3 separate regions of the Homo sapiens genome follow, and regions 1 and 2 are each linked to region 3. The links are chromatin loops, found by intact Hi-C in ENCODE. Cell type or tissue: heart left ventricle. All regions are shown on one strand.

Evidence for each region. Hi-C counts contacts between places; a loop is a spot of excess contacts. Peaks named below come from ENCODE experiments on the same cell type or tissue, not always from the same donor. Only the 100,000 strongest peaks of a DNase experiment are listed, where the experiment ranks them.
Region 1: it touches region 3 in a loop (8-fold over the local background); 100 of 110 quality-filtered maps call a loop at or near these places.
Region 2: a loop joins it to region 3, with 3 times the contacts of the local background. A loop is called at or near these places in 9 of 110 quality-filtered maps.

The regions. Positions count from the first base shown.
Region 1 is chr2:217,883,598-217,891,597 of GRCh38, forward strand. TNS1 (tensin 1) reads right to left here. Exons shown (of 33, transcript NM_001387777.1): 12 at 7,365-7,448; 13 at 2,937-3,049; 14 at 2,447-2,507; 15 at 2,147-2,222; 16 at 1,438-1,567. Among named protein-coding and RNA genes, the nearest start is that of MIR6809, 13 kb to the right of the region's middle. RefSeq lists an enhancer at 6,869-7,163. In heart left ventricle, CTCF peaks have their summits at 3,318 (motif pointing left) and 6,964 (motif pointing right); DNase peaks (open chromatin) are centred at 3,304 and 4,454; H3K27ac peaks cover 3,676 bases.
Region 2 is chr2:217,941,014-217,949,013 of GRCh38, forward strand. The region is part of intron 3 of TNS1 (tensin 1); the gene reads right to left. Among named protein-coding and RNA genes, the nearest start is that of TNS1-AS1, 34 kb to the right of the region's middle. RefSeq lists an enhancer at 2,751-3,596. In heart left ventricle, a CTCF peak has its summit at 3,150; DNase peaks (open chromatin) are centred at 625, 2,528 and 3,098; H3K4me3 peaks cover 3,624 bases; H3K27ac peaks cover 4,125 bases.
Region 3 is chr2:217,785,461-217,793,460 of GRCh38, forward strand. It overlaps DIRC3 (disrupted in renal carcinoma 3), which reads right to left and starts at 4,983. Exons shown (of 13, transcript NR_186301.1): 1 at 4,624-4,983. RefSeq lists enhancers at 1-280, 106-155. In heart left ventricle, CTCF peaks have their summits at 185 (motif pointing right), 3,912 (motif pointing right), 4,114 and 5,105 (motif pointing left); DNase peaks (open chromatin) are centred at 191, 2,231, 3,931, 5,031 and 1 weaker place; H3K4me3 peaks cover 778 bases; H3K27ac peaks cover 389 bases.

The DNA.
Region 1 (8,000 bases), 98 kb after region 3:
GGTATCTCCTGACTCCCACTACGTAAGAGGAGGAAATCTGTGACCCTTCCTTCTCTCAACTTCTGCCCAATCCCTTATTTATTTGATCAGCTATGCCTTTATTTTTCCTTGTTAAGACTGTTATCATTTACATTCTGTACTGTAATTATGATGGCATCTTCTGGCTCCAGTGCAAGGAGAGCTCATTAAAGAAACACCCTTCTACATGAGCCAGACCACACTAAGGAGATCTGGACCCTCCTCCAAGCCCCAGGTCCAGTCTTTCTCCGCCTGAGCCCACTCTGGACACAGATCACTGCCCACTGCATGTAGGAAAAGAAGTTACAGCAAGGATGGCATCTGCTCCATGGGACACCTATCATGCTTGTGCGTGTCTCCATCACTTCAGGCAACACTTCATAGTATCATGTTTGTGTGTCTCTCACTGAGGAAACTGTGAACTCCCTGAGGGTAGGGCCTGACTTCTTTCTGTTCATATCTATAGGGTCTAGCACATGCCCGACACATACAGACACACAAGTGATGCTTGGTGGGTGGGTGGGTGGGTGGGTGGATGGATGGATGGATGGATGGATGGATAGATGGATGGGTGGGCAGATGAATGAATATGTGGATGGATGGACAGATTAATGAAGGGATGGATTAATGGATGGATGAATGGGTGGGTGCATAGATGGATGGGTGGGTGGATGGATGGACAGATGGATGGACAGACGGATGGATGAATGGATGGATGGATGGATGGATGTGTGTAAGGATGGATTGGTGGATGGAGAGAGAGATGGGTAAATAAATGTGTATTTATATGTCCCAGGCATTAATGTGATATAGATAAAACTTCCAATGGATAAAAGAAAGAAGCAAAAGCAAACACCAAACCTTTCCCAACCACCTCTTCTCCTCTCAGAAAATGGTTCCCCCTTGCTGCTGCCACACCCCTCCACTACTGCTCTTCTGCCCTGCAGGGTAATTATCCCCTGCTAGTCTGCCTCCCAACTCAACAAGATTTTTGAGCTCCACCAAGGCAGAGACCATGCCATGTTTTACTTTGTATCCCCGGCACTTGGTACAGATCCTAGCCCAAAGCAGATGCCCAGTGAATGTTGAAAAAAAAAATGATTGTCAGTAGGACACATGTGACAAACTGGGAGGACAAGATGAAGGAGAGACAGGGAAAGTCATAGAAGGCTGCAAGATATAAAACAGCCCAAGGACTGGGAGGAGTTTATCTCCACTTCTACTAACAACTGGAATTCCCAGACCATCCAATCTCAACTCTCTCCCAAGTCTCTCTCAACTCTCTCCTACCATCACCCTGAGACTAGACAGACCACATGGTCCAGAAAAGATGGTCCCCATACCCACCATATCGTCTCAAACTGAGCTCCTCTCCCTGCCACAGGGGTGCCCACCCCCAGCTCCACTCAAGGAGCGCACCTTTGAAAGCATCATCAAGGTCCTCCTTCCCAAAGACAACCCCCAGGTCATGGATGGCACAGGTGTGGAACTGCACACGGAAGATGACGTCTCGGGCTGGGCTTCGGAACTTCTTGTGGTAGCACTTCAGCTGGGTGGGAAGACGGGCAGAACCAGTCAGGGGCCTGAGGCTGGGAGGTCAGGTCCCAGGGAGCCTCCTTATCAGCTCCGCTGACTGAGCCCCCAAGGCTCACCCCAAACCCGGTGAGGGAGAGCTCATCAACACCAAACAGGATCTCAGAGTTCTGTGGGGAAACTTCTAGAACAGCAGAGAATTGGAGGCCAGTCTTGGCCTCTGGGGACAAAAATGTCCTCCCAAGAAGTTTCTACATACAAGTCAGAGTGCAAAAAGTAAGATGGATTTAAATGGCAGCAGGAAGAACTGAAGCTAGAATTCAGAGAGTCCTTGTCACCAATAAGAAGCCAGGAGGTAACAGCTCACGCTGAGTGATATTTCCCTGGAGATGCTCCAGAACAACAGCTAAGCCCAGGGTGAGAGACACAGACTGTGTGAGACTGGAAGGTCTTCCAAGAGCCCTGAGAGCCTATGGTTCCAAGCCTGGCAGCCCAGGAGGAGTACCTGTCTTGTCCCAAGAGGCAGGAAAGGAGTAAGAAAAGAAGGGAGAGAAAATAAACAAGGATGGGGCTTGACACAGAGGACAGCACTCACCAAGATGTCTCCCTTCAAGAGCAGTCCTGGCTCGATGGTGATGCAGACGCTAGTCTGGCTGTCTCCTGGGATGTTGCTAAGGGAGAGAGGTGGGCAGAAAAAGAGTGGGCTGCTGGAGGGGAGATGAGGGAGGGGCATTTTCTCCCTGCTGCCCCTACGCCACAGGGTTAGTGGGAAACCTCTCTGACTCTGTCCTTTCAGCCCTCTTGAGAATATTCTCTCCTCTCCCCAACCTTCTGACCTGGTCCTTAGCCCTGGGCCTTGGGCTTCTCTGGCCTCTCACGCCCATGTAATACTTACTAGATGCCAGATGTGTACACAGGTTGCATGGCCTGGTAGATGCGGAGAAATGGCCGACATCCTGTAAAAGTGGGGTGGGTGTTAGCTAAGACAGCAGAAACTGGCAGGCAGGAGGGGCAGAGGAGACAGTGAAGGGAGAAAGAGAGAAAGGAAGGAAGAAATGGGGGAAGACGGGGTAGGAAGGGGAAGGAGGAAAAGAGGAAAGAGTAAAAGAGGAAGCAGAAAGGGGAAGAAATACCAACTTTTCACTTGTAAGGCAAATTAAATTAATAAAAACATTGCCCATCCAACATCATTGGCCAGCAGGCACTGCAAATAGATTGGTGCTTAGAAAAGTTTAGGAAGCAATACACTTGAGAGTCCAATGGAGGCCTTATGACTCTGCAGCTCTCGGGCTGTCTGTTACTACCCAAGGTTGCCTCTTAGAGAAGATGGAAGATGAAAGGGAGGAGTTGGCAAGGGTGGAGGTCAGAGGGCTCAAGGCAGGTACCTCCTTTAGACTCAAAGTTGGGGATGCCGTGCATGATCACGTGGTGCAGAAACAAGGGCTTGTTGTTCATTTTGATGGAGCCGGAGAGCAGGCCACTGAAGTAATGCACGTACCTGTAGTGGTGGGAGAAGCAGCTTCAGGGAGTGAGGTGGGTACTGGTGCAGTAATCCCTGTTCTCTCTTTTCCAAGAACATTGCCCTAGACCACTCACCTACTCTACCCTCTCCCCAACCAACATGGTCCCCCTCCCCAACCAGGCCTCCCTCCCAGACATGCTTGCCTGCTGCTGGGAGCCCTAGGTAGGAAGAGTGAGCAGGTATACCAGACCTAGAGCTGGGTCAAGTCAAGCATCCCACTTGGAGTTCGCCACCGCCCTCTGGTGGTCAACATGAATATCTCTTTCCTGCTTCACTCCCAGCCCGAGAATCTCCTGCTGGACCAAAATTTCCACCCCACATCCCTGACAGGCATCATTTAGCTGCACAAGGCAGGCCCAACCACCAAACAGCTCTGACGCCCTCACACCCCCACACAAAGCTCAAATCAAGCTTGCGCTCATACTCACAGCCCCAGTTCTGCCCACAGATCCAGTAGCCACAAGTGATAGTCTAGCAAATAGTGAGCAAGACTTTAATGAATGTAGTTCTTCACTTTCTCTACATCATACCAAAGTGCATTAAGTCCCTCTCTCTGTATCCTTGAGTTTACTTGGTATTCGAGGTAACTAGCTTCTAATAAGTATCTATCTCTAGGGTCAACTTCCCCCAATTTTTTTGTTTTGTTTTTGTTTTTGAGATGGAGTTTCACTCTTGTTGCCCAGGCTGGAGTGCAATGGCGCAATCTCGGCTCACCGCAACCTCTGCCTCCCGGGTTCAAGTGATTCTCCTGCCTCAGCCTCCTGAGTAGCTGGGATTACAGGCATGCGCCACCATGCCCGGCTAATTTTGTATTTTTAGTAGAGACAGGGTTTCTCCATGTTGGTCAGGCTGGTCTCAAACTCCCAACCTCAGGTGATCAGCCCGCCTCGGCCTCCCAAAGTGCTGGGATTACAGGTGTGAGCCACCGCACCCAGCCAACATCCCCTAGTTCTTTAACAAAGATCTGTTGGAAGAATGGAAGAACTAACCCACACCCTCTCCTTCTAGACAGAGAGGATAAATAAGGTCCAGGAGGGGTCACTGGACTCCAGAGACACACAGCAAGAACACACAAAGCTGGAAGTGGATGGGGAGAGCAGGAAAGAAGTCTGGGCTCCAACGCATCTGCCCAATAAACTAGAGATCGGTCATCTGCCCAATAGAGATCAGTCCTTCTGCGTCGATTGGTCGGCATTTTCCCTTTTCTGATTGGCCATGGAATGACAAGCTGAGTCAGCTAGACCAATCAGAATGTATTCTGAGGCTCTGCAGGAGCCAATAGTAGCTCTCTGAAGAGGGTGGAACTAGAGCCCACATGACCATGATAAGATCCCCTCCTGTCTCTTGGCTCCTTGGCCCACCTCCAAGCCTGTGGGCCTCTGTCCCTGGGTTTGGGTGGGGCCTCCTCGGACTACTCAAGTAAGATAATCTGATGGGCAGCACCCGATCCTATTCAGGCCCCTGCCCCATTACTCAAGCCGGAAACCTGGAATAGCGGTTCCTATCAGATCTCTGGATCGTGCCAACAGGATGTGTCTGTGTTCGAGGGACAATGAGTCCGGAGGCGGGTGACAATGAATGAGAGAGCTACAGGCAAAGCCCCTCCCTCTCTCTTTCCCTGCCCTCCTCTCCTCCATCTGCTCCATTCCCTGCAAGTGACACTGACAAGAAGGCAGGAGGGTGGCAATAAATGCATAGTAAACCCACAGTTGCACTTCCACATCTGGGCTCAGAGAGGTGACCCATCCACAAGCAGAGGCAGTGTCAGACAGGAGCCAGGCAGACACGCCCCAACTGCCTGCTATGCAAGCATATGTTGAACACGAGATGATATGGTTTGGCTGCATCCTCACCCAAATCTCATCTTGAGTTGTAGCTCCCATAATTCCCTCGTGTTGTGGGAGGGACCCAGTGAGAGATAATTGAATCATGGGAGTGGTTTCCCCCATTCTATTCTCGTGGTAGTGAATAATTCTCACAAGATCCGATGGTTTTGTAAGGGGAAACCCCTTTCCCTTGACCCTCTCTCTTCTCTTGTCTGTCACCATGTGAGATTTGCCTTTCACCTTCCGCCATGATTGTGAGACCTCCCCAGCCACGTGGAACTGTGAGTCCATTAAACCTCTTTCTTTTGTAAATTGCCCAGTCTTGGGTATGTCTTTATCAGCAGCATGAAAATGGACTAATACACCAGGGAATCCCTAAATAATCCTATTCCTGAGAGGTGACACTGATCCCTGGTCTTCAGGCCTTCACTACTCAGACTCAGAGATGTTACTCTCTACCCATTCTCTCCAAGCCACACTGTGCCATTGGAACAGCATGCTTCTCTCTTAGTATCCTTATCCTTCAAGGTCAAAGGCCACACCGTGATTACAGTCAGCAGACACACATGGCAAGCCAGAGGCTGACAAGGCAGTGCTTGACCAATCATTCTTTCTTCCCTGAGAAGACTCTCGTTGATCCACAGCTGCTGTCTCCAGGGCCCTAACCAGAATTTTCTGCACATAAAGACATCCCATTTCTGGTTGCTGACTCTGAGGCTGGCTATCAACTGTTTTGTGCAACTATAAGGTGCTGGGTTACCTGAGGACTCACTCACTTCTTGGGCTTCCAATTACAATGGCGGGAATAGCCCCCAGCTGGGACAGCACAGTTCTAGCCAGCCAAGCAAGGTGGGATGATGGGGCACGTGTTGGGACCCTCAGCATGATGAGGCTGGAGAGCTCCAGGACTCACAGCTCCAGGCCCTTGTTGGCCCAGTCAGTGTGCTCAGGGGCTAAAAAGGCAAATAGGATGCTTTGGCCTCCAGGCCCTTGTAGTCAGTGCTATTCCCTCATTCTGGATCCTTTATCCCGTGCGTTCACTTGGAGGCTTCCTTCTCCCCACCCAGATCTCATGTTACACGTCACCTTCTCAGAAGGCCCTTCCATTTGAATCAGCCCTCTTTCCAGCCCCATCACTCTCTAGCCATCATAGTTTGCCTTTTCTTTGCAGCTCTCATGACTATCTGAATTGTTTCCTTATATGTGTAACATCCACTAGAAGCTGAGCTCCATAAGCCCTTGCCTGGCGGATTCAGCACCATGTCACCAGTGTGCAGAATGGTGCTGACATCACGGCAGGTGGCAGGCCCACAACTCCCAGCAGCAAACAGAGCTGGGCCTGCGTCCCACCATCCAGGTCTCCAGTTTGGGCTTGGGTTTCCCACCATCCTGGCTGCAGCCTCCCCCAAAGACCTCCTGCCCCTGATGCTGCCTGTGCCTTCCTGTGCATGAGATGTCTTTGAGCAACATGTCACCCACGGAGCAGGATCCCTCAGGACAGTGGGTCACACAACCAGGAGGCACTGCCCTAGCCCAGGCATTACTAGGCCTTCACGTACTTTCCAGTTCTGCCACTACTCACTATAGACCATGGCCACGCCCCCTCCCTCGGCTCAGCTTCTAATCTGCAAAATGGGATGCCTAGATCATCACACGATAGCTCACCGTGATTCCAGTTTAGGCTCAAATTCACCCCCTCTAAGAGGTATTCCCTGACCATCCCTATTAAAAGAGCCCCGTTCCCCTATCAGTTCTCGTGTCTGCAGTGCCCTCTTTCCTTCCTAGCCTCATTGCTGTCTGACACTGTCTTGTTTGTATGGTTATTTGTTTCATGTCCATCTCTCTCATTAGGTATCAGCTCACCAAGGGAAAGGACTTTTTCCTGTTCACCCAGATATCTCAGTGCTTGGAGCCATAGTAGATGATTTAAATTTTGCTGAATGAATAAATCCATCCCTGCCCTGTTTCCTGCCTGGGCTATTGTGAGACTCCAATGAGACCATGTGGTTGAAAGCTCTCAGTAAAACTGTCTAAACTCTCCCAACAGAAGGTGACCCTTATCATGAGTGTCTGACCTCCCACAGCAGGGGGCAGTGATGCAGTCTCCCGTAGACTCATCCAAGCACTGAAGCAATCCTGCTTCCAGGGCCAAGAACAGCACATGCCTTCCTAGACCAGCGCCTTCTTATCCCCAGACTCATGCTTCCCCATGAAGGTTGCACTGCTCTCTAGCACAGGCCTCAGAGTCAAGTGCTGTGCCAATCTGCGGGCACACACCACAGGCTGGCTCCCGGGCTCTCCTGTGTGCCTGAGCTCACACCACTGCAGGCTGGCATCTGAAAACTTGCGCCTGGTACACCCCCACCTAGGCACAGCTATCCCATCCCTGTGAGTACACAAGTCTAGTCCCCACATAGAGTGAGTGCACACATACATGCAAGGGGCTGTGAGCCCCAGAGACCCACCTTCTTTGGGATGGCTGGCCAATGGGCACAATCTTATCCTCATAGAACCGCTTCATTGCAAACCGGTCCAGAGCCTGGTCCGCACTGCAGGGAGAGACAGGTGGTCAAAAGAGGCAACTCCTGCATCCAAGAGCCGCTTGTTTTCCCCACCCCTGCTCCCTCAGACCTGCAGAGCACTCTGGCCAAAGAGCACCTTTGTCCTGGAGGGAAGACAAGCCTCTTCCCCCTGCCATCCTGTGCCGAGAAGCTTTCAGGAAAAGAGTGTTTCAGCATCTCTCCAACTGTGCAGGGCCGCACTCAGCCCAGGCTTTAAAGTTCAGCAGCCTGGGAGCCCAGCTCAGGTCTACCACTTATGAGCCCCGTGTCCTGGTACAAGTTCCTGAATCTCTCTGAACTTCATTCTCCTCACCCATCAAATGAGGGTGATAATTGCCCCTTCCTCAAAGGTGACTATGGAGATGAAGTGAGGGAATATCCATAAAGAGCTTGGCACTCATGGCACACAGTAGGGGTACAGGAGTGCAGTAAAGGTGCAGCCTCATCTTTGCTTATCATTAAGCAAAGGTGAGACTGACTTGGGTTGCTCGAAGTCCTAAAACTACAGCCTCCTGGCAGGCCCTCCACAGAAGATTCTAC
Region 2 (8,000 bases), 160 kb after region 3:
TGCACCCCTCACCCCATGCCAGTTATGCAAGCCACTTGATGCTGCCCGGACAACCCGCATTATTTACAAATGTGGAAACTGAGGCTCATATGAGACCCATGCCTGAGTTTTTCTGCATCTCAGATCCTGGCACTGCCCTTGGTCTACTATCTCCAGGCTGGCTAGGGAGGCCTGTTTTGGGGAGGCCAAACTGGGCAGGGGTTCAAGATGCCCAACATCCCAGCACCCACCCCCGGTCCTTGCACACCAGCCCCAGAGCCCCTCAACAGGGAACATGGGCTCTAACTGCAGGGATTGGGGGTGAAGCCTGTGGTGCTTGCTGTCCCCTCAACTCCACACTGTCACGCAGCCCACCACAGGCAAGGGGCAGAGTGGGCCAGGAGGCATAGGAAGAACCTCAGAACCTTTGCAGGAAGCAGCTGGGTGCGGACCTGGTAGGCAGTTGAGCCACGGGTGTGAGGGAGGGGCACAGTGCCAGGGCAGAGCGTCGGGCTCTTGGTTCCTTACACATTGGCAGGAAGGAGGGGGCCCCTGCGAGTGGTCTGCGCCCACGCCCCAGGCCAGAGGACACAGCTTCCTGATCCCCCATTCTGGTGTCAGAGAACTCCCCGACTCCAAGTATCCCAGGCCCTCAGCATCCCAAGAGACCATCCAGGTCATCGCCTCTAACCACATCCCAGCCCAGGAATCCTTCCAAGCCCTTATTCGGCCTCTGTCTAAACTCCCCCCAGTACAAGATGCTCTCCACCTTACAAGATAGCCCATCCTCCTGCTGACCCACCAGGGTCCTTAGGAAGCTCTTCCTTCACCTGAGCCAAGATTCCACCTCTGAGGCTCCTCTCCCTTAGACCAAACAAAAGTTCTTTCTGGCCCCCCTTGACTCCTGCTCCTATCTGGGTAGAAACAGGAGCCTGAGGGTCCCCAAACTCCAAGGCTTCAGCCACAGCCCATCAGAGGCCAGAAGTTGGTCTGCAAAACAATAACATCTTCTCTGAACCCATAAGCATCCCAACCCAGCCCCGCTCCACCTGGCCACCAGGTTCTCTGTGCTTATACTTCCTGGACACCACCACCTCCCTGGGAAATTCTTCACTGGGGCCTTGCGGGAAGTGAAGTGTGAAGAAGCATGGGATGAGGGATGGGGAAGCAGAGCCAGAAGGGCTCAAGGCCAGGCGCCTGGAAGCAGAGGGTCCCAGGTTGCCTCCTCCACCGCCAAGAACCCTCAGCTCCTGGTTACAGTGCTGGCTCCCAGCCCTGGTGCTCGGCCGGACTGGCCGAGACCCTCCCCAGCCTGGTCCAGCCCACTGCTCTCCAAATCCCTGCCCTCCATGGGCAGCAGAGTCCAAGCCAACCCCAAGTTGGGTCTCCAGTGCTGATCCCATTCGGGTCTCTCCCCCCAACCTCTCCATCTCAATCCACATCCTCCCTCACTCCCTTCCACAACCCTGGGCCAGAGGTTTCAGGCAAGGGGTGCCCCAGCTATAGCAAGTACTGAGGTCCAAGGAGAGCTGTATTCAGGCTTACAGGAGTGGCCACCAGCTGGCAGGGGCAGGTGCAACTTGAGGTCACATGTGAGCCACCATGGTCTCCACCCACCCCAGGCAGCTTCAGGAGGGGAAGAGAGGGTGCTCCCCCTACACCTTCCCCACTGCTGCCACATTGAAGAGGCAGCTGGGACTTCCAGAAGAGAAGCCCTTGTCTCCAAAGACCCTGGCACCCTAGTTTCCAGGTCCCCCTCCTATTCTCACCCCCACAACCGCCTGCCTGCCTGCCCTCCTCCTCCATCTCCTCCCCACCCAGCACCCATCCTATCCCCCAACCCCATCCCCTCCCCTGCAGGGAGCCCAGCCTGGGAGCACAGCAGGCTTCTCCGGGTCCCCCCTATCACCCCCACCCAGTTTCCTCTTCTAGAACAGTAGCCAGCCTAAAACATCTGGGCAGGCAGTCCTGGCCCAAGTCCTGGATTGGGGGTTGGGGGACTGACACTGAGGTCAGCTCTGTATGGATTCTCCAGCCTGGGAACGGGTGGCAGGCAGGGCATCAGAGTCAGAGGACAGGAGGGGTGGGGGGAGAGGGAGGAGCAGGGGGAAGGCAGCTGCCCCTGTCTGTTCATTAACCACCTGGATTAGCCATTTCTGCCCAGAGGGGTGAGGAAGGAGTAAGGGCTAGTGGTTGGAGAGGGCAGAGGGGGCACTTCTGCCAGTCTGTGCCCATGGGCAAGGGAGCAGGGCCCACACTGAGGAGTGGAGATGGGAAAAGTGCTTTGAACCCTAACCTTGCCAGGCCTGCCAGCCCCTCCCTGCAGCCAAGGTCAGACCTCAGGGAGCTAAGTGAGCCCCTAGAAGAAAGGTGCCCTCACAGCAGCTCAAGTGGGTGGCAGGGAAAGAGATGAAGAAGAAAAAATACTCATCCCCCTGCAATGGGCAGGCAAGTAGCAGAAGAGACTCCCAAGCTTCCCCCTCCCTTGGTCCCTGTGTCCCTCCCTACTCCTGTAGCTGGCCTCAGTCCCAAGCAGCCACTGACACCAGCAACTTCCCCAGCAAACGAAACTCCTTCTGACTGGTTGCTCTCTCAGAGCAGGGACAAGCCGCACCCCAGACATCCCTGCCAGAACCACAGAAACATCTGAAGACAGGGGACTGACAAGGTTGGCCTCTGAACAGCTTGCCTGACCCAGAGACATGGGAACAGGCAGGCTGACCTCACCTTCTCCTAATCTGATCTGTGGTCTTGACAGCATCAGTATCAACAGCCCAGCAGCCCTGGCCGGCTCCATTTCCCTCTACACACAAATATAACACGCACACTCACACACACGTACACCATCACACACGCACATTCATTCACTCACCTTTCCTGCAGAGGAGCCACTAAGTCAGGTGGGTGTCTGGGCCAAGGGACTCCCAGGACAGGGGCGGTGGCCAGTGGCGGAGGCAGCAGCTGTGGCTGGCAAGAAGCTGGTTTCCCCCAGAAGAAGGCAGCGAGTGAGCCTGTGTCCAGGCAGGGAGCGGGGTGCAAGGAGCAGAGCTGGTCCCAGGGCCACTGCTGGGAGCAACTGAGCAGAGGGCTCTGCTAGTCGGGTTCCCTCCCAGGCCAGCCCAGGGGGCGGGCCAACAGTGCACCGCCTCCTTCCCGGAGCCAGCCAGCAGTGGGCCCCCTCCGCCAGCCATGGCCTCCTTTAACCCCTGCAGTGCTCTGCTGGCTGCACTCTAGCTGGCTCTGGGAAGGCCGTGTCAGGGCACAGACACCTGGGGCAGGAGATCACCAGGGAATGTGGCTGCCCCTCCTTCAGCCACTGGCCCAGCAGCTTCCCTGGGGACAGGACGGGAAGGGCCAGAAGGCTTGGGGGACAGGGGTGGGGAAGCGGGCAGGGAGGGGTCAAGACTCTATAGAAAAGACGCAGGTGCAGAGAAATGGCCAAAGGGCTTCTGGGTGGAGAAGAATGTTTGCTGAGATGGTGATGATGATAATAATAATAATATAGCAACTCTCAGCTTTTCTACAGCACTCTGCTTTCCGCTGTTTCCAACTCATTTTGTGACTGGAGGCCAGGAATCTCACTTCTGAACCTGCTTTTTTCTTAGCTGTCAAATGTGAGATAGTAATCTCTGCTGTTTTCTCTGGGCTGAGTTAGGACATTTGTGACTGTACATTCAAAAGTCATTTAAGCTGAGCTCCAGTTAATGAAATACATGCTTCAACTCTCTTTGAAATGGATCAAAAAATAAGATGGATTGGCAGAAATGTGATAAAGCAAATATATCAAAGTGTTCATTGTAGGAGTTTACCATATAATCATTTCAACTTTTGTACATGCATGAAGTTTTCCATGATAAAAATAATGGGGGAAGTGATGTGAAAAGTTTAGAGCACCATATGAAAGATAAAAGTGAAGAAGCAGATAGGATTATTTAGAAAGGAAGGGGAAAAGTTATTTGCTACACACCTATCAGATGCTGGCCACTAAAGACTATTAACTCTCACTTAGTCTTCTAATCACCCGGTTATTATAGCTGAAGATCGTGACCTCGGAGCACAGAGGTGACTTGTGGAAGTCCAAGCAGGACTGTGCGGAGGACCTCACACCTGAACCTGGCTGGCTCCACAGCCAAGCTCCACACCACTCAGACATCCAGAGGTTGAAAGGCCCTTCCTTCTCTTCCGCATCTGGGTCAGTGGCCTGCACCTCCGAGCCTCAGTTTCCTCTGCGACAGAAAGGTCTTTAAGAACTTTTCCGGTCTTAACACACACTAATTTTATTAATTCAGCCAAACCCTTCCCCAGGCTTCAGTTTTCCCCAGAAGTACAATGACAGGGGAGTCCCTGAGAGGGGATATGATTTTGGAGCATGTGGGGCCAGAGCCACAGGGAGATGGCCAGTACTTTGGAGGGCTGCCTCGCCCCCAGTCAGAGACAATGAAACCCTTGGGGATAGGGGAGAGAAGGACAGCTTCTCAGGACCTTATATGGGGAGGGCAGAGATAGAAGCATCGCTCCACTCATCCTCTGCCTCCAGAGCAAGATTTCGTCCTCTCCTAGCTGGAAAGAGGGTCTGGGTTCTGAGTCCCAAATTCCAGCATCCAGAACCCACCAGCTTCAACAGCAGCCTCAATCTGTGAGAGTGTGGATGCTGTCCACAAATGGCAAGGATGGTGAAAGCAGATGGACTATGGGGACACTTGGCCTAGTCCTCCCTAGCCGTCGGCCCAGCCTCAAACCAAGTCTCCCACTCACTGGTCCCAACTCTACGGCAAAGGTGACCCCAACAACATTATCCTCCTTAACCCCTACCTGCCACCCCCACTGCAGACTAAGGGCTCCTCTGGGGCTTGGGTCAGCTCTGCTTAGATGAGGGAAGTTAGGGGATCCCGGGTCAGTTTCAGCTCTCTAGAGGTGGATGTGGGGATTGTGCTATAAAATTAGAACCCCTCCCACTAGCAGGTATCCGGAACAGCAGAATCCTCCATCTTCCCCTTCTCTTCCTTCCAACCCACATCCGTATTATCCCAACGGACATCAAAGCGTCCCAGCTCCCCACTGCCTGCTACTTCCAGTCCAAGCTCTGCAGTGGAACATCCCAGCCTTTCCAACCTTGTCTCCTTCCATCCTCCAACTTTGACGGTCAGGCCTTTCTCGTACACCATTCCCTCTCCTCCCTATCAGCATTCAGGGCTCAATTCAGAAGCCATCCTCCCTGGATCCTTCTCCAGACTCACCACTTGGTGGGCACTGTCCCCTCCTCTGAGCACCTGGGGCTTCCGCGGCTCACTAACGCCCTGACATGCAGTGGGTCAGGTGCACTTCTATGGCTCCCATTTTTGGAACGATAAGGGATTTGTTCATTGTCTCCCTTCCCCTTTCCTCATTTGGTCAGTGCCCAGCACAAGGCTGACACATAGTAGAGTCTCAATAAGTGTGGAATGAATAAATGAATGATGAAGAGATGGATGGATGGATAATCAGTTCATGATTGAATCAAAGGGCATTTTAAAATGCTTAATACAGCACTAGGCTGTACCAAAGATACTCATATGAAGACTTTTATTTTTGAAGCTATATAATCGCAGGCAGAAACACAGGCTTTGCTAGGACCCAGGACATCCCAGACACATCCCACAAAGGTCTGTGACAGATTGGGCTGGGAGACGGGGCGACCTGGAAGACCCCTCCTCCAGCCACTCTCAGGAGACTTTGGAGGTTACACTATCCATCCCCTACCCCATCATCACCCCTCTTTCCAGCCTGCCTGCTCCAGCACCTGGGTATAGAACTATAAACCCAGCAAGTCCCTTGAAACCTTAAGAAAGGAAGTCAACAAGCTAGAGGATTTCACAGAAAAAGAGCAGCTTTCCTCCTTAATTCTAAGAGCTGTCCCGCAGCCCATCATCTACCCTCAGCTCTCCCCAGTGTCATTTCCACCATCGCTCTCTCTCTCTCTCTCTCTCTCTCTCTCTCTCACACACACACACACACACACACACAGTAAAAACTGCTCTCTGAACAAGTCTGCTCAGCCCCCTGGCTCCCTCCTCCCAACTCTTCCTTCCAAGCCCCTGAGGACCAGGGTTCCCAGGGTCTCCACCTCCCATCCCCAGCCTCCTCCCCACCTCCTTAAGCCAACCCATGCTCCTCTCCTTGTCCCTACCTCCCTCCCTCCCACCCCAATGCAGGATTGCACATCTGGTTCCAGTTGCGGTTGGTCCCTTCAAGGGTAGGCCTGGGGGTTTCTCATAAAACTGAATAATACCAGCCTTGGAGCCCGATGGAACTTGGGGGAGGGAGGGCAGGAGGCTGAAGGGGTGGGGGAGCAAGAAAAGAAGACAGGGAGAAAAGAGGTGAGGAGATACAGAACCGAGAAAGGAGATGGCAGTGCCTGGCATCGAGCAGGCGCCCAGTGGATGCCTGTGAGCTGCAGACAGAGGCTGCAGAAACAGATGGCAGGAGAGCCAGGAGCAGAGAGAATGGGACAAAGAGGGTGTCAGAAACAGAGACCCAGAAGGAGGAAAGAGATGGAGCTGGGGGTGGCGGGACAGAGCCTGGAGCAACAGAGAGGCCATTGAGGAGAGCAGGGAGCAATGAATTGTGTGTGTCGGGGCCAGGTGCTGAGTTAGGCACTTCCACTGGAAGAGAAGGGACGCGACAGAAAGGGGACAAAGGACACAGAGAAGCAGAGAAGAAAGGCGAGGAGAAAGTCAAGAGAAAGATGGGGCAAGGTCCAAGCTTCGTGAATCCAGTTTTCCCTGGCCTCTCAGCCCCAGCCCCACCCAGGGCCCCTCAGTGGCCGGGACAGGAAGGGGAGTTCAACCCAGAGATGCCTTCATTTGTTCCTTCATTTCACTTTAATCAACATTTAAGCTCCTGCCCCGCGCCAAGCTTTTCCCATGTGCACTCCACACAGATGCGCGTGAAAATGTGGAAGTGCCTATGATTCTCACCTCAGTCTTAGAGATGGGCTCAGAGCAGTGAAGTTAAGCAAAAGCACAAAGCGGCTAATGAAAGAGATAGAATTTCAATGCAGCTCTTCCAACTCAAGCCCATGTCACCAGGTAACACAACTAGGAATTCCAGGTCCCAGCACTACCTCCGGAGGGCACCACATCACCCGACTCCCACACTCAAGGAGCCAGACTCTCAGGTTCTTACAGCACTAAGGTGAAGTTCCTCTGAGCTGCGCTAAAAGCTGACAAGATTCCCAGCAGGGAGGGGTCGGTTCCCCAACTCTTCCTGTGATGGGTGGGAAGTGTTAGTCTCTGGGGCAATTACTGGAGCCGCCTCCTCTAGCACCCTGGGCCCTCACTCTCTTCTTCCCCCTCCATCACAGAGAAGGAAGGGCCACATGCCCAGGTCCCAAGGGGAGAGGCCACTGGGGCACCGCTCTGCTTCCTTCCCAAGATGTCCTGGGGCAGAGGCTATTCTGGGCCTCTGAATCCTGCTAGGCCCAACACACCCCATAGGGAGCCAGGCCCCAGGGGCCACTCTAGGCATGCAATGTCTATGCATTTGAGCTGTACCTTCCCTCTTCTGACCATGCCCTCCCCGCTACAGCTAGAGATGAGTTCGGGCTGTCTCCCAGGGTGCTTCCATCTCAGGATCACCCCCTAGTGGGGCCTCCTCACTAGGGCTCACTCCAGAGATGACCCCAGAAGCCACATTCACGCTGCTGCCCTGAAGCCCCCCATCCTTGCCCTTCCTTCCTAATGTCAGGTCTTCTTCTATGTCTCATCCTTAAAACTCAGGCCAGAAGGAGGCAGGAGTAGGGGCACCCCCTGCTCACCACTGTGTCCTCTATGACATCTCATTGGCATGCATCTGCATTTGCATCCTCTCTCAAAGTGCAGAAATGTGCACAGCGCCAGGCCCTTTGCTGCACATCCCCACCTCGGGAAGGAGAAGTGCTGGGCTTTCCACATTCCAGCTTCCTACTCAGATTTGTACCATAGTGTCAGGGCAGAGGATGGAAAGGGAAGGAGAGTCGGGGGAAAATGGCCCACCAACAGCTT
Region 3 (8,000 bases):
CCTGGGACCCTTAGAGCCCCACAGTATCTCCGGAGAAAGCCATCCCTCTGCCTCCTGTGTCCCCGGCTCAGGGACATCGCTCACCAAGGGAGCCTGATACGTGAAAGAAGTTCAAATGTTCTATCAACTGGGAAGGCCTGCGGCAGCAATGGGCACTTCCTCTGCACCACAGCCATCCGACCACAAGAGGGCGACATCCCCCTTCCAATGCCTCTACAGCCGCCATCCCTAAAACCAACAGCTCGACCCAGGACCAGAGCGGACATACGAAGGAGGTGGACCCCCTACTCCCCTTTCTAAAGGAAGGAGGGGGCCCTGCACTAGGTGATTGGCCTCATGGGCCACAGCTGGGCATCTGGCTGACTCAAGTTCTAGGCTTCTCCTTCCCCCAACCCGTCCCCTCGAGGTTCTCTCCTATTGAGCTAGGGACATCCCCAGCCTCTCCAGAGCCAGTGAGGTGACCACTCCCTGGTGCTATCCTGGGGGCTCCACCAGCCCTGGGCTGATCAGGAAGGCCCCATGCTGGCCCTCAGCTTCCCACCATCCCCACTTCTAAGTGGTGCTGCTACCTCTCAGGTCCTGCTTCCCTGTGCAGCCTGGATTCCTCCCAATGCAGCCCTTGTCCAGCTTCGTCTGCCTCTTGGGGGACTGTCCTAGACTCTCTGTCACTGGATCTTTGGACCAGCCAATACTATCAGTTGCCTCACCTGCTAAGGGCACAGTGAGACAGCTGGTCACCAGGATGTCACGGGCCCTGAGCCTCTTCTCTCTAAGGCCTGTCCTTGCTACCCCTCCTCTTGTCCCACTCTTCTCTGATCTCAATGACTTCTGCCATTGTGTACAAAATTGGTGGGTTCTTGGTACACTTGAAGCCGCAGACCCTAGCGGTGAGTGTTACACTTCTTAAACATGGTGTGTCCAGAGTTTGTTCCTTCTGATGTTCAGATGTGTCCTGAGTTTCTTCCAACTGGTGGGTTCGTGGTCTCACTGGCTTCAGAAGTGAAGCTGCAGACTTTTGCAGTGAGTGTTACAGTTCTTAAAGGCGGCGCATCTGGAGTTGTTCCTCCCTCCCGATGGGTTCATGGTCTCGCTGGCTTCAGGAGTGAAGCTGCAGACCTTCACAGTGGGTGTTACAGCTTATAAACGCGGTGCGGACTCAAAGAGTGAGCAGCAGCAAGATTTAGTGCAAAGAGCGAAAGAACAAAGCTTCCACAGTGTGGAAGCAGAGAGCGGGTTGCTGCTGCTGGCTAGGGCAGCCTGTTTTTATTCCCTTATCTGACCACCCCTCACCTACATCCTGCTGATTGGCCCATTTTACAGAGAGCTGATTGGTCCATTTTGACAGGGTGCTGATTGGTGCATTTACAATCCCTGAGCTAGACACAGAGTGCTGATTGGTGCATTTACAATCCTCTAGCTAGAAGTAAAAGTTCTCCAAGTCCCCACTAGATTAGCTAGACACAGCACTGATTGGTGCCTTTACAAACCTTGAGCTAGACACAGAGTGCTGATTGGTGTGTTTACAAACCTTGAGCTAGACAGAGTACTGATTGGTGTATTTATAATCCTTTAGCTAGACATAAAAGTTCTCCAAGTCCCCACCAGATAAGCTAGATACAGAGTGCTGATTGGTGCATCCACAAACCCTGAGCAAGGCACAGAGTGCTGATTGGTGCATATACAATCCTCCAGCTAGACATAAAAGTTCTCCAAGTCCCCACCTGACTCAGAAGCCCAGCTGGCTTCCCCTAGTGAATGCCGTGCCTGTGGGCAAAGCTGCCTGCCAGTCCCGTGCCCCACACCTGCACGCCTCAGTCCTTGGGCGGTCGATGGGACCGGGCACCACGGAGCAGGGGGCGGTGCCCGTCGGGGAGGCTTGGGCCCGGTGGGAGCGCAGGGAGGACGGGGGAGGCTCAGGCATGGTGGGCTGCAGGTCCCGAGCCCTGCCCCTCGGGGAGGCAGCTGAGACCCCGCGAGAATTGGAGCACAACACGGGCAGGCCAGCAGTGCTGGGGGACCCAGCGCACCCTCTGCAGCTGCTGGCCCAGGTGCTAAGCCCCCCACTGCCCAGGGCCAGCGGCACTGGCTGGTCGCTCCGAGTGCGGGCCCCCGCCCACCCAGAACTCACGCTGGCTCGCAAGCACAGCGCGCAGCCCTGGTTCCTGCCCGCGCCTCTCTCTCCACACCTCCCCACAAGCAGAGGGAGCCGGCTGCAGCCTTGGCCAGCCCAGAGTGGGGCTCCCACAGTGCAGGGGCAGGCTGAAGGGCTCCTCAAGCGCGGCCAGAGTGGGCGCCGAGGCCAAGGAGGTGCTGAGAGGGAGCGAGGGCTGCTAGCACGTTGTCACCTCTCACCATCTCAAGACCTGGACCCCAGCATGCTCCTACCCCCACACTATCTACACCATTCTGGATAAGCCCAAAGTCTTTGGAAGCAGATAGAGATGGATTTGAATCCTTATGCAGCACTTACTAACAGAGTTGTTACTTACCTTCTCCGAGCCTTGGTTTTCTAATCTGTGAAATGGGAGTGATCACGGCCACCATTTTGAGTTTTTTGTAAGTGACATCCTGTGCATCTCATGCAGGGCCCAACAGTATCATAGACAGCCAGTAAATGTTACTTGCCTCCCACCATGTCACATGAGCACTGTGCTCGGCATTCTATACACAGAATTGTGAATATCCACATAACTTTGTCAGCTAGTTATTACTGGCCCATTTTATAGACGAAGAAACTGAGGCAACAAGAGGTCAAATAATTTGTCCGGGATCACATAAGTGAGAAACTAGCAAAGCTGACACTTGGGCCCATATTGGATGGATGTGAAGGCAAATCCTGCTCTGCCTGGGCACTCTGCCCCCATGTTCTGCCTGCAGGTAAAAGAGAGTGTTTTACTGTCCTTGTTTTCTAATAGGCTTCTCAGTGCTTTGATCCTACCTCTGCAGAAGCACCCACTACCACTCCTTTTAGGGAAAAGAGGACTATTTACTTTTTAATTTTACTTTCAATCAGTCAGATTCAGTTCCACGTTCATAGAGACTTGGGGTAGTTCAGTGAAATCAGAGCCTGGGTGTCCTTGGAGAAAGGTTGATGTTCATGCTCACTCTTTTTGTGGGGGTCATTGACTCTGAAAAAGAGGGAAGTCTAATAACTGAGTCTGGGAAATAAAGATGCCTGCATTTCAGGTTCTCTGACCCAGATCCCGGAGGATGGGGAGCAGCTGTTTCCATCTCCGCAGGTGCTAGAACCTCTAGGAATGTAGTCACTTGGAAGGGGAGAAGCAAGAGTGAGTGGAATAGAACTTCCAGAGGTCAAATCACCCGAAAGGTCCAGTGGAGCTGAACACTGCACCGTCTGCCACAGGAGAGGCGCTCACCTGCCCTGCCAAGCAGCAGGCCGGCTGCAGGGGAATGGACAGGTTGGCCTTGCAGACTCAGCGAGCAAGCACTAGGGCATGGGCTATGCAGGGCTGTGAGAGGGCAGCCCAGAGACACCCAGGTCCCAAAGGCCCAAAGAACGGGACATGGGGGTTTTGAGAGGGGAAGGATCTTGCCTAGGCCCCGTTGTGTCCAGTGCCCCTTCTGCTGAGCCACACCCTGGAGCCCTGGAGCTCTCTGGCTCCTGCCACTGCTGACTGCCTGAGTGGTGGTCATTGAGAAATGATTGAGAAAATCTGGGCCAGGTCCAATCCGCCACGAGGGATGATTGATAATGGGAACAGAGACTGTGGGTCTCCGTCCTCACCGCTGTACTGAAGCTTTTAATAATCAGCCTGTCTCTAAGTACCTGAAGACTCTCGGCTTCCAGCTGTCTATTAATTGTGCCTCTCAGGCCCTTGGACAGTTGATTCAGCCTACTGCCCACTGTGACCGCTTCCAGGAAAGGCAATGAGTGGCTGCGGTTCCCAAGTTGGCCACTAGAGGGAGCCGTAGCCCGTGGCAGCTCTGCCTTAACTGGCGGGGGAGAAGAAAACCAAAGGGTCACAGAATCCCTGCCTGTATGGACATCCCAAAGTCCTCCCTTAGCTCTCCCCAGTCCAAGTTTAGGCCCCTCCTGTTTTCAGAAGTTCTTGAAAAGGGAGGTCCATCCTCCCCTGAGGACCACTGGCAGCAGCTCCTGCCGAAACCCTGCCTACAGGTGCCTCAGCGGGGTGGGGCCTTGGGGGAGGCTGCCTGGGAGACAGAAGGCAGATGAGATGGGAAACGGAGGGACAGAGAGGAGGGAAGGCAGAGGGCAAATGCAGACAGGATGGGCTGGAAGGGAGGAGGCGCTGAAAAGGGAGACGGGGGAGACTGGAAACAGGAGAGAGGAGACCCCAAGGGGGAAACCTCGAACTCAGCCTCCCCCACCTGCCCTTCCTGCCGGTCCCAAATACTCATCCAGAGGAGGGCCCGACTCCCTCCCTCCAGTGTCTGCTGTTGCTCCCGGCCTGCCCTGTTTACCTGGCCAGCCACGGTCTCCCAAACACCAATCCAGGATTTGGGGTTATTAGAGGCTGGGGAGGGTGAGATCCTGGAGCAGGAATCGGAGAAGAGGAAGCGCAGTGAGACGGCTGTAACCCAGCACCAGGCACACACAGAACGCTGACGCTGCCCTGAATTCCACCCAGCTGCGGCTCTCACCTGATCTCCACCTCTCTTATATCTGCTTGGGATAGAGTTCAGCTGTTTTTAGTCATCTGAAGGACTGTCATTCACAGAAGGCTTCTCCTTCCCCGGCTGACACCTGCTGATACTGCAGCAGGAATGATCCAGGTTAGGTATCAGAAGCTCCTTCCAAAAGGCTGCCCCAGGAGGGGGCTTCAGCTTTCTGGGACACATCTCCTTCCTTCCTGGCCTCTGTCCTCGCCATCCTGACGTCTACGCAGGAGAAACCTTGGCCAAAGTGACTAACGGAAGCAAAGAGTAAAGCCCAGGAAAACACGTCGATTGGGGTGGGTGGGGGTCAAGGTCTTCCGAGCTGTCTATACTTGCTGTGTCTCTACTTCCTATTCACTCATCAGTTCACCAACTCTACAAATCTCGTGAGACTTTCATGAGCCTGACGCTGTGCTAAGCCACTTCCTCAGCCTCCTGCCCCCTACTGATGCTGTCGCTCTTTTCCCAAAGAAAAGGACAAGGATGATTTCTTTGTGGCCAAATTCAGTGTCCTTCTTCTGGGGCTCACTAACTTTGATCCTAAGGTGGTGGCTGGACTGTTGACCAGCCATTCTTTCCTTCTAGAAAAGAAGAAAAGCTCCTTTCCCCATCAAAACACCACCCCTTCTAGGTCCTCCTCCTTCCTCTCTGAGACCTCTGTCTTCTTCACAGGACCTTCTCCTCCTCTCCTTCCCTTCTCCTTACACAGCAATGTTCCCCTGCTTCCACCCACGACTCTCCTCTGTCTACAGTACCTCTGTGTCAGGATGACTCACAGCCTGCAAAGGCACAGCAATATTCCTATGTCTCTATTTTCTACATCACACAACCCTCTCTGCAGCACTAGCAAGAAACTTTAGGTTGTATCTAACACTTGGAGCTTAGATAGCACCAAGGCCTGGAGACAGGCCCACCTGGTCATCCAGTCTGTTGTCCTCAGAGATGTCCACCGTCTAGTCTGGGTGGCCCTGTGAGTTAAGCTGCTCTTTCTGCAGTCTCTAGACTCCACACATGGAGCATAGAAAGCTCTGCCCTGCAGCCTCAGGCCTTGTCCTCTGTGCCCGAGATACAGGGGAATGGACAGATTGACCTTGCAGAGGAGTAAGCACGAGGACAGAGGCCATGCAGAGAGGCAGTCACCTCCCTGGAGATAATGTTGAGAACTCCATGCAGCCACCCACCCCAACCCCAGACCCTTTCTCATTCTCTTTCTCCAGTCCAAGGGGGGCATTTGAACTGACCCAACTTGAGTCACGAACTCATCCCTGGACCAGTCTGCAGTATGACTGGAGGAAGTGGTCAAGATATCTCAATACACTGACATGGCCCCTGGTACCCATCCCTACACATCCCCCCCTTCCCATGAAAGAGGGGGACTCAAGCTGTTCAGCTACCCCCTCCCCATATGGTATCTAATATAACTCTTAAATCTTTCCCTCCAGCACATGTTGGAGTATGAATCAGAAATTTCCAGTTGTTCCCAATACCCACTCTCCTCTCCTCCTTTACTAATAACTCCCCAGAAGTATGGCTGTACTCATGGCTGCAAGGTATAAAAATGGCATTTCCCAGCAGCTAGTTGAGGCCATGTGACAGTTCTGGCTATTGTGATCTGAGCAGAAACAATGTATATACTGTAAATGTACCACATCCTTAAAGAGAAGGGCACGCCCTCTCCTTCCTCTTTTCCTGCTTTTCACTGACTAGAATGCAGTTGTAATGGCAGGAGCTGGAGCAACCATAATGGACCACATATTGAGGATGGCAGGGCGATCAAATTGAAGGGCCCTGGGGTCCTGACTAATTTCATAGGGGAGAGCTATAATACAAGTAAGACAAAAACAAATGGCCACATTTAAGTGTTTGGTAATTCAAAGTCTTTGTTATAGAAGCTGCACTAATATTCTAACTGATACAGAGCTAAAGAGATCTTCAAGCCAGGTACAGTGGCTCACGCCTGTAATCTCAACACTTTGGGAGGCTGAGGCAGGAGGATCACTTGAGCTTGGGAGTTCAAGACCAGCCTGGGCAACCTAGCAAGACCTCATCTCTGCTACAAAAAAAAAAAAATTGAAAAAATTAGCTGGGCATCGTGACACACACCTGTAAGTCCCAGCTATTCAGGGGGCTGAGGTGGGACAATTTCTTGAGCCCAGGAGGACAAAGCTGCAGTGAGCTATGATTGCACCACTGCACTCCAGCCTGGGCAATGGAGCAAGACCCTGTCTCTATAAAAAACAAAAACAAGAGATCTTCAGTCCATTTCTATAGCACTTTCCAGCTATGAGATTTGGAGCAAACTACTTAATCCTTCTGAGCTTTCATTTTCTTAGCTGTCTGCCTATTTCCCACAATCATTTTATAAAATGAATGAAATAGCATTTAACAAAGCACCTAATATAACATTGACATATACTTGGGGTTCAGTTGATGTTGAAACTGACAGCCCAGTCATCTTTACAAAATACCAACCAGATCCCCTGCCCCCTTGATTCAGAATCTTCAAACATTCCCACTGCTCTAACTACAAACACCAAACCCTTCCTGTGGCCTGCAAAGCCCTGCCTAGCTTACCCAGCCTCTCTAGCCCAACCCTCCCCACCTCCCCCAACCCTCCCACCTCCCCAAACCCTCCCCACCTCCCCCTGGCTCCCTTTGCCCACACTGACCTTGCAGTCCCCTCACTCCCTCTACAAACATTGATCAAGGGTCTTCCACAGGCCAGACACTGTGCTGGGACTTCACACATACAGACCTGGAGCCTTGCTCTTGCAGACTTTACAGTCTAGTGAGGGAGAAAGAAAAAAAGAAGTTCACATAAATAAATAAGCATAGCTAACATTTACTGAGCACTTACTACCTGCCAGGTGCTGTCTGAGCTGTTTTTGCCTACATAAATTATCAACTCCTACAACCCTCTGAGTTAGGTGTTACTGTTATCACCCCACATTTTACAGATGTGGAAACAAGCACAGCAGGGTCAAGCAACTTGCCCAAGGTCACACAGCTAGTAGGCATGGAGCCAGAATTTGAACTCATGTAGTCTGACATCATAGCCTGTGCATTCAACCACGAGTCTGTCCTGCCTTCAAATTCATGTCAAATTACAACTGTGAAATGTGCTATCAAGGGAGTGTACGTGGGGTTCAGAGGCATGAAGACTCTCCTGCCCCTGGGCCTCGGCATGTGCTGTTCCCTCTGCCTGAAACACCCTTTCTTCCCTCTTTGCCTGACCAACTCCTGTTCACCCTTTGGATTCTGACATTCAGCACATGTCACTTCCTAAGGGACACCTTCTCTGCTCTCCCCAGAGCATCCAGATCCATTTAGAAACTCTTGCTCTATAAAGCACCCTTGCTCCA